2 separate regions of the Homo sapiens genome follow, and region 2 is linked to region 1. Evidence: chromatin contacts called from ENCODE Hi-C or POLR2A ChIA-PET data. All regions are on one chromosome and are shown on one strand. Each heading gives the region's core, a stretch centred on a gene start or an enhancer-like site at or near the end of the contact. The rest is flanking DNA. Distances are from core to core; before and after follow the strand shown. Region 1 overlaps FNDC3B (fibronectin type III domain containing 3B). Region 2 overlaps FNDC3B (fibronectin type III domain containing 3B).

The links. Hi-C counts contacts between places; a loop is a spot of excess contacts on that map. ChIA-PET counts read pairs that join two places held with the same protein, here RNA polymerase II (POLR2A).
Region 2: a map of Right ventricle myocardium inferior shows a loop between it and region 1 (2.2-fold over the local background). The contact joins two enhancer-like sites. A Hi-C loop is called at or near these places in 2 of 168 maps with a recorded cell type or tissue (Right ventricle myocardium inferior and cardiac septum). POLR2A ChIA-PET finds 5 or more read pairs at or near these places in 4 of 52 experiments (A549, MCF 10A, activated CD4-positive, alpha-beta T cell and 1 more).

What each region holds. Positions count from the first base shown.
Region 1 is chr3:172,253,358-172,258,462 of GRCh38, reverse strand. All of the region lies in intron 6 of FNDC3B (fibronectin type III domain containing 3B), which reads right to left. Among named protein-coding and RNA genes, the nearest start is that of GHSR, 190 kb to the left of the region's middle. RefSeq lists a silencer at 2,160-2,355. Within about 2 kb of position 2,007, at least 13 of the 41 ENCODE cell types and tissues checked have a DNase peak (open chromatin) inside an H3K27ac peak, as active enhancers do.
Region 2 is chr3:172,286,706-172,291,810 of GRCh38, reverse strand. The region is part of intron 7 of FNDC3B (fibronectin type III domain containing 3B); the gene reads right to left. Among named protein-coding and RNA genes, the nearest start is that of GHSR, 160 kb to the left of the region's middle. RefSeq lists an enhancer at 1,938-2,232. Within about 2 kb of position 2,052, at least 9 of the 41 ENCODE cell types and tissues checked have a DNase peak (open chromatin) inside an H3K27ac peak, as active enhancers do.

The sequences.
Region 1 (5,105 bases), core at 758-3,257:
GGTTTCTGAGCAATGATCACAAAATATAAGAATAGTAAGAGAAAAAATGCCAGGGAGGACCACCTGAGAAAGAATTAGAATACAAAGAACCGGTAATAAGGAACACTGCTGGAGTCAGAAAGCAATCTGCGAACTCTGAAAGACAAATGCACAAGAATAATGCCCTCATCACTGGCTTTCGGTATCATAACCAGAACCTGTGAGTCTATGTCGTGGAATGTGATCTAAAATGCAACTGAGTCTTTGGATTGTTAACAATTCCAAAGGTCAAATGCCAAGAGTATGCTGTACGTTCATTTTCTTCCGTATTTGGAATTCTTGCCACTTTGTCCCAATTTTTCCCATATGGCAGTATGACTTCTAGAAGAGTTCACATAAGCTGCTACCTATATGTTAGTCACACAAAAGGAACTCTTCCATCACTAGTATATATTTATCATGATACAGATAGTACAAGGAACATACTTCAACTTAAACCAAGTGTTCCAACTGAATGCCTCCCACCCGCCGCTTTCCCACCCCTGCCATTTAAAATCTTGGTTAAAAATTGCTTGGCACTCAAAGAGCCAGCAGTTCTCAAATGCTACTGTGGCTTATTATTACCTGGAGTGCCTGATGAAACATAGATTGGTGGGCCCCACCTACACAGCCTGTATTCAGTAGGTCTGGGGCAGGTCATAAGGGTACATGTCTCACAAGCTTCTAGATGGTACTGATACTGCTGGTCTGAGCCCATGAGTAGCCAGGACCCAGGTGAGGGCTGGATCCCTGGGAAAGCCTTGTGGAGGGTGACAAGGACCCAGGTCCTCCACTCAAACCACTGGAGTTCTAGTGCTGTCTGCTTTCAGAGTGCGTGTGTGTGTGTGTGTGTGTGTGTGTGTGTGTGTGTGTGTATGAATGCGTGTGATGTGGTAGGGGTGAAGGGATACTGTATTTAAAACTGGTAATCCACACAAGATTGCCTGAAAAGAGAGGCAATGTGCTCATTGATAAGATTTTGAAAATCACTGACTGTAACTCACCTGTTCATTTTACTGAAAGGGAAACCACGGCTTAGTGAAATGACATGTTCTATGTCACACAGTCCAGAACGCCGATTATTTAAAATCTTACAATTCCATTCTGTTTTTAAAATGTAAAAGTCATATATGAAAAAGACATCCTCACTCTTAGGGTAAGCCCCAGGAACAAAGTGAAAGTCAACAATGTCAACTGCACACAGCAAATTTTTATACATAAAAAAGTGTTTGGAGGCCAGGCGCAGTGGCTCACACCTGTAATCCCAGCACTTTGGAAGGCTGAAGTGGGTGGATCACCTGAGGTCAGGAGTTCAAGACCAGCCTGGCCATCATGGCGAAACCCCATCTCCACTAAAAATACAAAAATTAGCCAGGCATGGTGGCAGGTGCCTGTAATCCCAGGAGAATTGCTTATAACCTGGGAGGTGGAGGTCTCAGTGAGCCGAAATTGCGCCACCGCACTCCAGCCTGGGCGACAGAGCCAGATTCTGTCTCAAAAAAAAAAAAAAGTTTGGAAATTGTGACTTTACACTCTTGATTTCCTCTCCCTTCACCATCTGCCCACATATACACACAAACACACACACATACATATTATTGAGACTACTTAGGTCTTTTAAAATTAAACAGTGGATCCTCATCAAAGCTTTTGTTTTTTACTCTAAATTCACCTAATTATTTCTATAACAATATTAGCAGATAACCTAACTGCTTTCTGAGGGGCTATAACTGGCTGAAAATTGAAGGATTTCAGTTAGAAAACTGGATCCTGACTCACTGTATCCCACTCAATAACTTCCTTAAAATATTGTGTGCTTTGGTTTTTTTATCAAGAATAAAATGGAAGAAATGAAGCTTCCTTCTCACTCAATGAAGAGCAACAGAAACTTCTTTAGCTTCTGCAGTGAAAGGCAATGTGACTATTTTAACTGGGTTTTGGCCACAGAACAGGCTCAAGGCCCAGCTCTTGCATAATACTCCGTACACAAGAACAAATTTTTCCATTCCTGTCCTTGAACATCTGTGGACTGGATGCCCAAGCACTGTTCTAAAATGAAATGCTGGGAGAGGAAGAGAAAAGGAAGGCAAAAACTCTTGAAATATTTTCCCTTAACTTATCTGCCATCATAATATGTTGGAGAGACAGGCAGGCTTCACAGAGGAGGTGATAACTGAGCTGGCTCTTGAAGGCCTGAGTTGGAGTTTGCTAGGCAGAGGAACTGGAAGGACAGGCCAAAAAAGGGGAATGAGGCATATTCACAAAATGGGGCAGAACACCGCATGTCTGGTGGGGAAATGTGAAGGGCCACAAGAGGTGAGTATGTGTCATATCATGCAGTTTAGACTTTATTCTCTAGACAGTGGGGAGCACCACAAAGGTTCTCAAGGAAGGAATTAAAATGTTGAGATCTATTTAACTGTAGTCACAAGAGAGGATGCACTGGAGAGGAAAATGAATAATCACACATCTTAAACCATAAGGTGGCCCTTCTGGGCAGTCTCTTAAGGTTCAGAGGGAGCAAAGAAAATCCTAAGAAACGTATGAGGAGACACCAGGGACCATGAGAAAGGAAGTCCCAAGAGGCTGTGCACCAGAGTTCTTTCTCACTCAGAGCTGGAAGTGCCCTAGGACGAGGTGACGAGGAGATGTGTGAGATCTGGTACCAATTCCACCAGAGAGGACCCCAAGGTATCTGTACGTTTCTACCCAGTGGCAACCTTTCTTAAAAGAGCCTGGAAGTGTCCAGGCACAGTGGCTCACGCCTGTAATCCCAACACTTTGGGAGGCTGAGGCCAGGAGTTGGAGACCAGGAGTCAAGGCCAGCCTGGCCAACATGGCAAAACCCCGCCTTTACTAAGAATACAAAAAAATTTGCCAGACGCAGTGGCTCACGCTTGTCATCCCAGCACTTTGGGAGGCCGAGGTGGGTGAATCACCTGAGGTCAGGAGTTCAAAACAAGCCTGGCCAACATGGTGAAACGCCATCTCTACTAAAAATGCAAAAAGTTAGCCAAGCATGGTGGTGTGCGCCTGTAATCCTAGCTACTCGGGAGGCTGAGGCAGAAGAATCGCTTGAACCTGGGAGGCAGAGGTTGCAGTGAGCTGAGGTCACGCCATTGCACTCCGGCCTGGGCAACAAGAGTGAAATTCCGTCTCAAAAGAAAAAAAAGAGCCTGGAAGCAACTTTCAGAGACAGTGGTCCAGGAATGCAGGGTTTAGCTTTCAAAATATAAGACGGGTTTAAGCAAAGGAAGCCACTTCTGGCTTAAAGAAGAAATGTAGGGAGCTGGGGTGAGGGGAATGGAGCATGAAGGGAAGGGAAAAGGCTGCCAGATGGAGAGTAGAGAGATGCCTACTTTGAGAGGCAGCTATCTCAGATGAGAGGTGATCCTATAATAACAGGAGTCCTAAAGATGAGAGAGACAAGAATATTCAAGTCATAAGGGTTACCATTATATTAAAGTGTTAAGAACTAAAGCAAGGGTATTTTTAATATTTAATAATGGAAATTAAAATGCCCATTTTACAAAGTGAACATGGAAATTCAGGGAAAACTAAAAGGAAATAGTAAGTAACAAAGCCCAATTCTAAGCCAAGTACTATATGTCTAATACTAAAGCCCCAACTGTTCTCGGCTCACATCACACCATTAGCTCCAAGGGAGTGCAAGAAGACAGAGATCCCATATTTCTCAGAGTGTACTATGGGCCTCTGTCATGCCTGTTTTCCTGAAGGTAACAGTAAATGAAAGGGGAGGCTAGCCACAGAGCAGTTTCCTTGAGCAATGCAACACTTTGTTCCAGGAAAAGGAAATGGTACAATAGCTTTGTGTGTTCAAAAAGAAGGCTTACTCTGGAAAACAAGGCAATTAAGAAAACAGGACTCATTTAACAATATATACTGAGTACCTACTATGTGTCAGGTACTAGAAGGAGGGAGAGAATGATGAATAAAACAGATACAGTCCCTATTCCATACTGTGTACAACTTGGTTAACCATCCTTATTACTATGATAGTATAATAATTTTCTATCTTGGCTGATTATACATTATCCCCAATGGAGGTTTGATTAAAAAAAAAAACATGAAGTCAAAAGTGGTATGAAGATTCTGATTTAGTAGGTCTAAAATGGAGTCCATGAATCTCTATTGCTTTAAAGTTTCTGAAGCATAGTTAACTGAGTGAACTAGACCTCAAGAGAGAAATTAAGGTATCCGCATCTTTTTAATACATGTATTTATATTAACATGAGTTGTTTGCTTCTTTTACATGTGCTTAGTTTTACCACAGGACCAGGCACAAACTTAGTCTTTTTTTAAAGATTTGTTTTTTGTAAGTGATAAAAAGTTAAATTATTCAAGCAAATTAACTCAAAGGCAAAGGAATTATAAAGTAAAAAGAAGGAGGCCGAGGTGGGCAGATCACCTGAGGTCATGAGTTTGAGACCACCCTGGCCAACATGGCAAAACCCCATCTCTACCAAAAATACAAAAATTAGCAGGGTGTGGTGGCACATGCCTGTAATTCCAGCTACTCAGGAGAGTGAGGCAGGAGAATGGTTTGAACCTGGGAGGCGGAGGTTGCAGTGAGCTGAGATCACACCACTGCACTCCAGCCTGCGTGACAGGGCAAGACTCCATCTCAAAAAAAAAAAGTAAAAAGATTTCTCTCTTCTGGCCATGAGAACAACTTAACCTAAGTAAAACATTACATAAAAAAAACAAAAACAAAAAACACACACAAGTCACATGTTATGGTTAGGTATATATTCTACTCTTGTGCAAACCACATATGAACCTATTAGGTTTATCATACTAGTATTAAGTATAGTTTTAGATTAATCAGGTGGCACTGGAAACTTAAGAATCAGTTAAGAAGTCTGTTTCCGGGGCACAGATTTAGATGTCAGCCGCAGTAAACTCCAGCAGGAGATACACTGTAAGGATGAGAAAGAAGGAAAAAGCCTTTTGGGATCCTAGGAGCCAACAACCACATTTTGAGGCAGACACAACTGAAACATTGTGAGCCACTTGATGGACCCCATGAACAAGAAGTGTTTTATTCTTCGTCTACACTATGTGAT
Region 2 (5,105 bases), core at 803-3,302, 33 kb before region 1:
GCTAATCTGATCATCACAGTGATCACCATGGCTGTTTGTTCCCCTCACCCCTCAAAAAAGTTTAGAAGCCATAAAACTGACTTCCTGATATTTAATTAACCTACCGTAACTAGAAAGTCAATCTCCTTTGTAATGGTGATAAAAGGGGTAATTTGTAGTTATAAAATTATTGGACGAGGTGCAATCTGACATTTGTTTCTGCAATAGTAATATAAAGGGGTCTGTTGTATAGGTTACTAGTATACATTTGCATATGAATTATTTAAACTAAACTGCTTTTGAGCACCTTGAAGGACTCACAAAATTACTTCCTACTACTAAGTGGTCACATACTAATTATAAATCATTCCTGTCTATTTATTAAATGTAGATTCCAATTCAAAAGCAGTTCAATAACTGCTATAAAAGGGTCTGTTGTACAGGTTACTAGTGTAAGTCTGCATATGAATTATTTAAACTAAACTGCTTTTGAGCACCTTGAAGGACTCATAAAATTACTTCCTACTTGTAAATGGTCACATACTGATTAGAAATCACTCGTCTATTTATTAAATGTAGATTCCAACTTGAAAGCAGTTGTTCTATATGTGTGTGTATAAGGAAATTATAAAACCGCATTGTCCTGTAGCTATTTGATACGTAATCCATAGCTTGCTTTCTCCTTGCACCTTCTCTCCTGTTCATCCCAATATTTTAATACTGTTCTGTAAAATTTTCCATTTTTTTCTGATATTTTATTATTATGCAAATGATAGTACTTGGATCAGAAACACCATTTATTCTCATAGTTACTAAATTGTTTCTTTCATGTTCAAAAATATTTCCTTGTACATTGGTAGCTTCTAAATTTGCTCTGGCCTTTGGATTGAACTATGTGGGAGGCCTACTGATCTAATTAAAGAGTACACTAAGGAAATATTACCACACAAATACTGGCTTCACTTCTAAAGGATCATCATGAGAAACACCACCACAAAGGAAAATAAATGAAAAAGGAAAAGGTTAAAGAAAAAGGATACTGAAATCTAAGAATTTCACAGTCATCTGTTTTTATGATTCCTGAAGTGCTAAGAGCCGCCTATCTGCTCCCAGATGCACTACTGTTTATCTTTCAAGGGATTGCTTCTTACAGGGGAAGTGTTCCTCGCAGGTCAGTTTACTCGCTTCTGGAACCGACAAATCAATTGTTCCAACAAGCTAAACATTCGCGGATGGAAACAATGCAGAACCACAATTCCAGGTTACATTATTTATATCCTGAAAATAAACAGCCCACCAGTCTATGGGAGACTACATCTAGCACCACCACCAGAGAAGGTCAGACCACATTAGGCTCGAGATGGCTGGCTAATTCCTAAGCCACTCAGAATAATATCAGGCTTATTGCTCTGTCATGGTGGAGGCTATACCAGTGAAGTCCCCATAGCACCTAACTGTTCCAGTCCCAAGATAAATACCTAGTATACTTGTATACCATTTTAATAAAATTTAAATGAAACTAAGTATTTGGACCTTTGCAGTAGCTGGGTCTCTGAAGAGTAAAAGACTTGCTCAATTCAGGGTGCCCAAAGTCCTAGAAAGATGACTGGAATCCACAAGTTCTGCACCTAAATAAAATCATCTGCAAAACCTCAAAGCAAAATATATGCCTTTTATTTAGAGGTGCTACCAGTTGTGGCTGAAAGGAACACAAAATTAAATAATCCTTTTTACAACTGTGCTCCCAACTTTGCATGGCTCTGCTTCTTTCCCTGTCAGATGGCCTGATACCTCTTCCTTCCCATGTAAGAGCACAGAAGTTTCACTTTTGCTTAGTGATACGCTACAAACTATAAATACTGCATTCCAAGTATATAATTTACTTCTCATATAGTCCCAGGTAGTATTTCTTATCCTACCTTTCAAAGATGAGGAAACTGAGGCACAAAGAAATGATGTAACTTACCCAAGGTCACAAAGACAGGTAACAGCCAATGCAAGTCCCAACCCAGAGTGCCAGATTGCAAAGCACAGGCCTTCCCTCTAGTGGCTGCTGCCTTACACGCTGGCGGAGGCACATCCTGAGGCTGGTCAGACTTCCGGCGTTTGTGCCCCCGGCCAGAACCCAGCTACAGCCACACAGTTATTCAGCAAAGATCTATTAAGGGGTCACTATGTCCCAAGGACAGTGCTAGGTATTAGGAGCGAAAAGTTAAATAACACACAATCACAAACAAGAACTTCAGAGAGAAAAGTGGTACGAAGAGGAAAGACAGAAACTGCATAAACAACTAATTGGGCTGGAAAGAAACAGTGGACTGTCTCAGGCAATAACATTTATGAGGATCAGAAGGGGAGTGTGGTAGGTCCCCAAAGAGGTCCACATCCTAGTCCTTGGAACCTATGAATACCTTATATGGCAAAAGGGACTTTGAAGGTGTGACCAAGTTAAGGCTCTCGTGAAGGGGAGACTTAACCTGGATTATCTGGCTGGGCCCAGTAAAATCACGGGGGTCCTTATAAGTGAAAGAGGGAGGCAGGACAGTGAGAGACAGGCATGTGAGAATGGAAGCAGAAGCTGGGGGAATATGGCTGCTGACTTTGCAGACAAAGCCAAGGGATGCAGGCTGCCTTTAGAAACTGGAAAAGGCAAGAAAACAGATTTTGTCCCAAAGCCTCTAGAAAGAAATATAGCCCTGCCAACACCTTGATTACAGCCTAGCCAGAGACATTTTGGACTTTCTGGCCTCTAGACCTTTATGACAATAAATTTGTACTGTTTTACGCCATTCAATTTGTGGTAAATCATTACAGCAGCAATAGGAAACATATAGGTGGAGAGAAAGAGAAGTTGTTTTAGTCATGTGCAAAAGCAGGAGGCACGAACAAGCATGGCACTCTTCATACAAACTCCCCTTGTCTGATATGCCTTCAGCCCAGGCAACCTGGATACACTTACACTGCCATCCAGAGAACCAGACATGCAGGGTGGTTAGCACCAACCACCACCCACATGTTGGCAAAGCAACTGTGTCCAGAGACGCCCACTTCCTATCAGGTGATTTTCATCAAACTGCTTAAAAGGTAGGGTGTAGTATTTTGGCAAGTTCAAGCCTCACTGTTAAAAAGGGCATGAGATATAAATGCGGATCTACAGATCTTTCATGACTCTGGAGTGTGTAACTACTTGAGGCTTTGTTTCTACTCACCTCCAGAAAGTTTCTCAACGTGCCTTTTCCAAACCTAGAAAGATAATGTGCTGCTTATGCTACAGAATTAACAACTCCAGCTTTATAGGACTAAGGAAACTCTTCAGCTATACTGACTACGTCTGTGCCCATCTAAGCCACGCTGATATGGAAATGTTATCTTTTGACTGAATTTCTCATTCAAAGTCCACTTCAAAGGTTTGGAGGAGGGTAATGAGACAGGATAGAGTCCAGTTAAGCTGGCTGGCCCTGCAGACAGGCTGTTACCTTGTGGCATTTACCTGAGTGAATTCGCCAGGTCCAGGCCCCTGCCCAGTGACTCAGACAATCTAGCCGGTATTCCAGAGTCAGACTTGAATGTCAAACTATAAGACTTATGGAATCAGATATATACAATCAGACTGCCAGTTAATTGATTCATAATGAGAAACAGAAGTATCTGGTAGATTAGATAGCACTGTCAACCTGCCTCACATACTTTCTCTCTGTTGGCAACAAGGAAGTCAAATTCTCAAAAGGCTACTAAGTGAGCACCAAATGAAAACAAGGGGAGTTATCTACATGATTCAGGGGCCTAAAGGCACTAGGCTCTGAGAAGCCAATTCTCTGCGATGGGTACAGAACGGCCTGGCCAGACTGTCATGGATAGAGCTAACATCTGTGTGCTTCTGTAGCCAAGCAATGCTTGTTTCCAAATGATACAGGCAAAAGTTCTCAGATGACGCTCTTACCCTATTATATTTTACAACACAGCTACTTACAAAAAGCCTATTACCCTGCCCTAAAACCTCAAAAGATTAAATGCCTAAGAAATACTGCATCAAGAAAAAGGACCAATGAATCTAAATATGGCTTTTGTCTTGCTAGAGCCATCTCACCCACAAGAAACAGAGATTCTGTCACTTCTTCAGCAGAGCAGTGACTAGGAATATCTGAGGAACAGCACTGTGTGCATAAACATGATTAAGAAGCGACTATGGAGTTCTGAAACTACATTTGGGGCCATGAGTGAACCCGCTGCTCTGCCCTCTCTCTCTGACTCCTCTGTTTTCCTTACAGATTTTTCTTCTTTCTACTATGCTACAAACATAAGCTTTTTCCATAATTCTGCCCTCACACCTTTTCTGATCTCTCCCTTATACTGCACCCCCGTCTGCAAAGCTATCATCCAATCCTACAACATGAAGTATCATTGCTATGCATGTGATCTCCCTGTCTTGTATCTTGTTCCTCCTCGCTCCTCAGCATCGGCCTACCAGACATTTGCGACCGCCCGCTGTATCTATCTTTCCAGAGTCCCTGACAGTGAAACAAACTCAGCATGTCCAAGAATGGCACTGAAGATACAAAAAGGACAAAGCTGTGAACCTGTCCTAGAGAAACCACAGACCGGGAAAGACACAGAAACAAGTAGATGCAGTACAATATATTAAATACAGTAGCAGAAGTCCATGAAGGGCACAGCAAAGCTGGGGGTAGAGCCTCCCACTTGATGGGCATGGACAGCAATCAGGAAGGCATCTTAGAGGAAGCAATTCCTGAGAGGAGGCATCCAAACCCGAAAGCCCAGTTATCCTTGACATTTGATATCTATTCTAACAGGTTATAGTGCCGTATTCTATCTCTGGAATGGCTCTTGTATCTGTCCCCTGCTGCCTGCCACACAGATGTCACCACCCTAATTTTGACTCCCATAGCCTTTCACCAGGACTACAGTAGCAGATTCTAACACTGCTCTTCCCTGCATCTATCTTCTTCTCACTCCAACTCATCCACCAACTGTTTGATCATTCTGAAAATGCAGCCCTGATTACATAACTTCTTTGCTCAAAAACCCCCAGTGGCAGCCTGCTCCTCACCAGAGTAAGTACAGACTCCCTGCACCCCTCCCAACGGCAACACCCCACTCCTCTACAA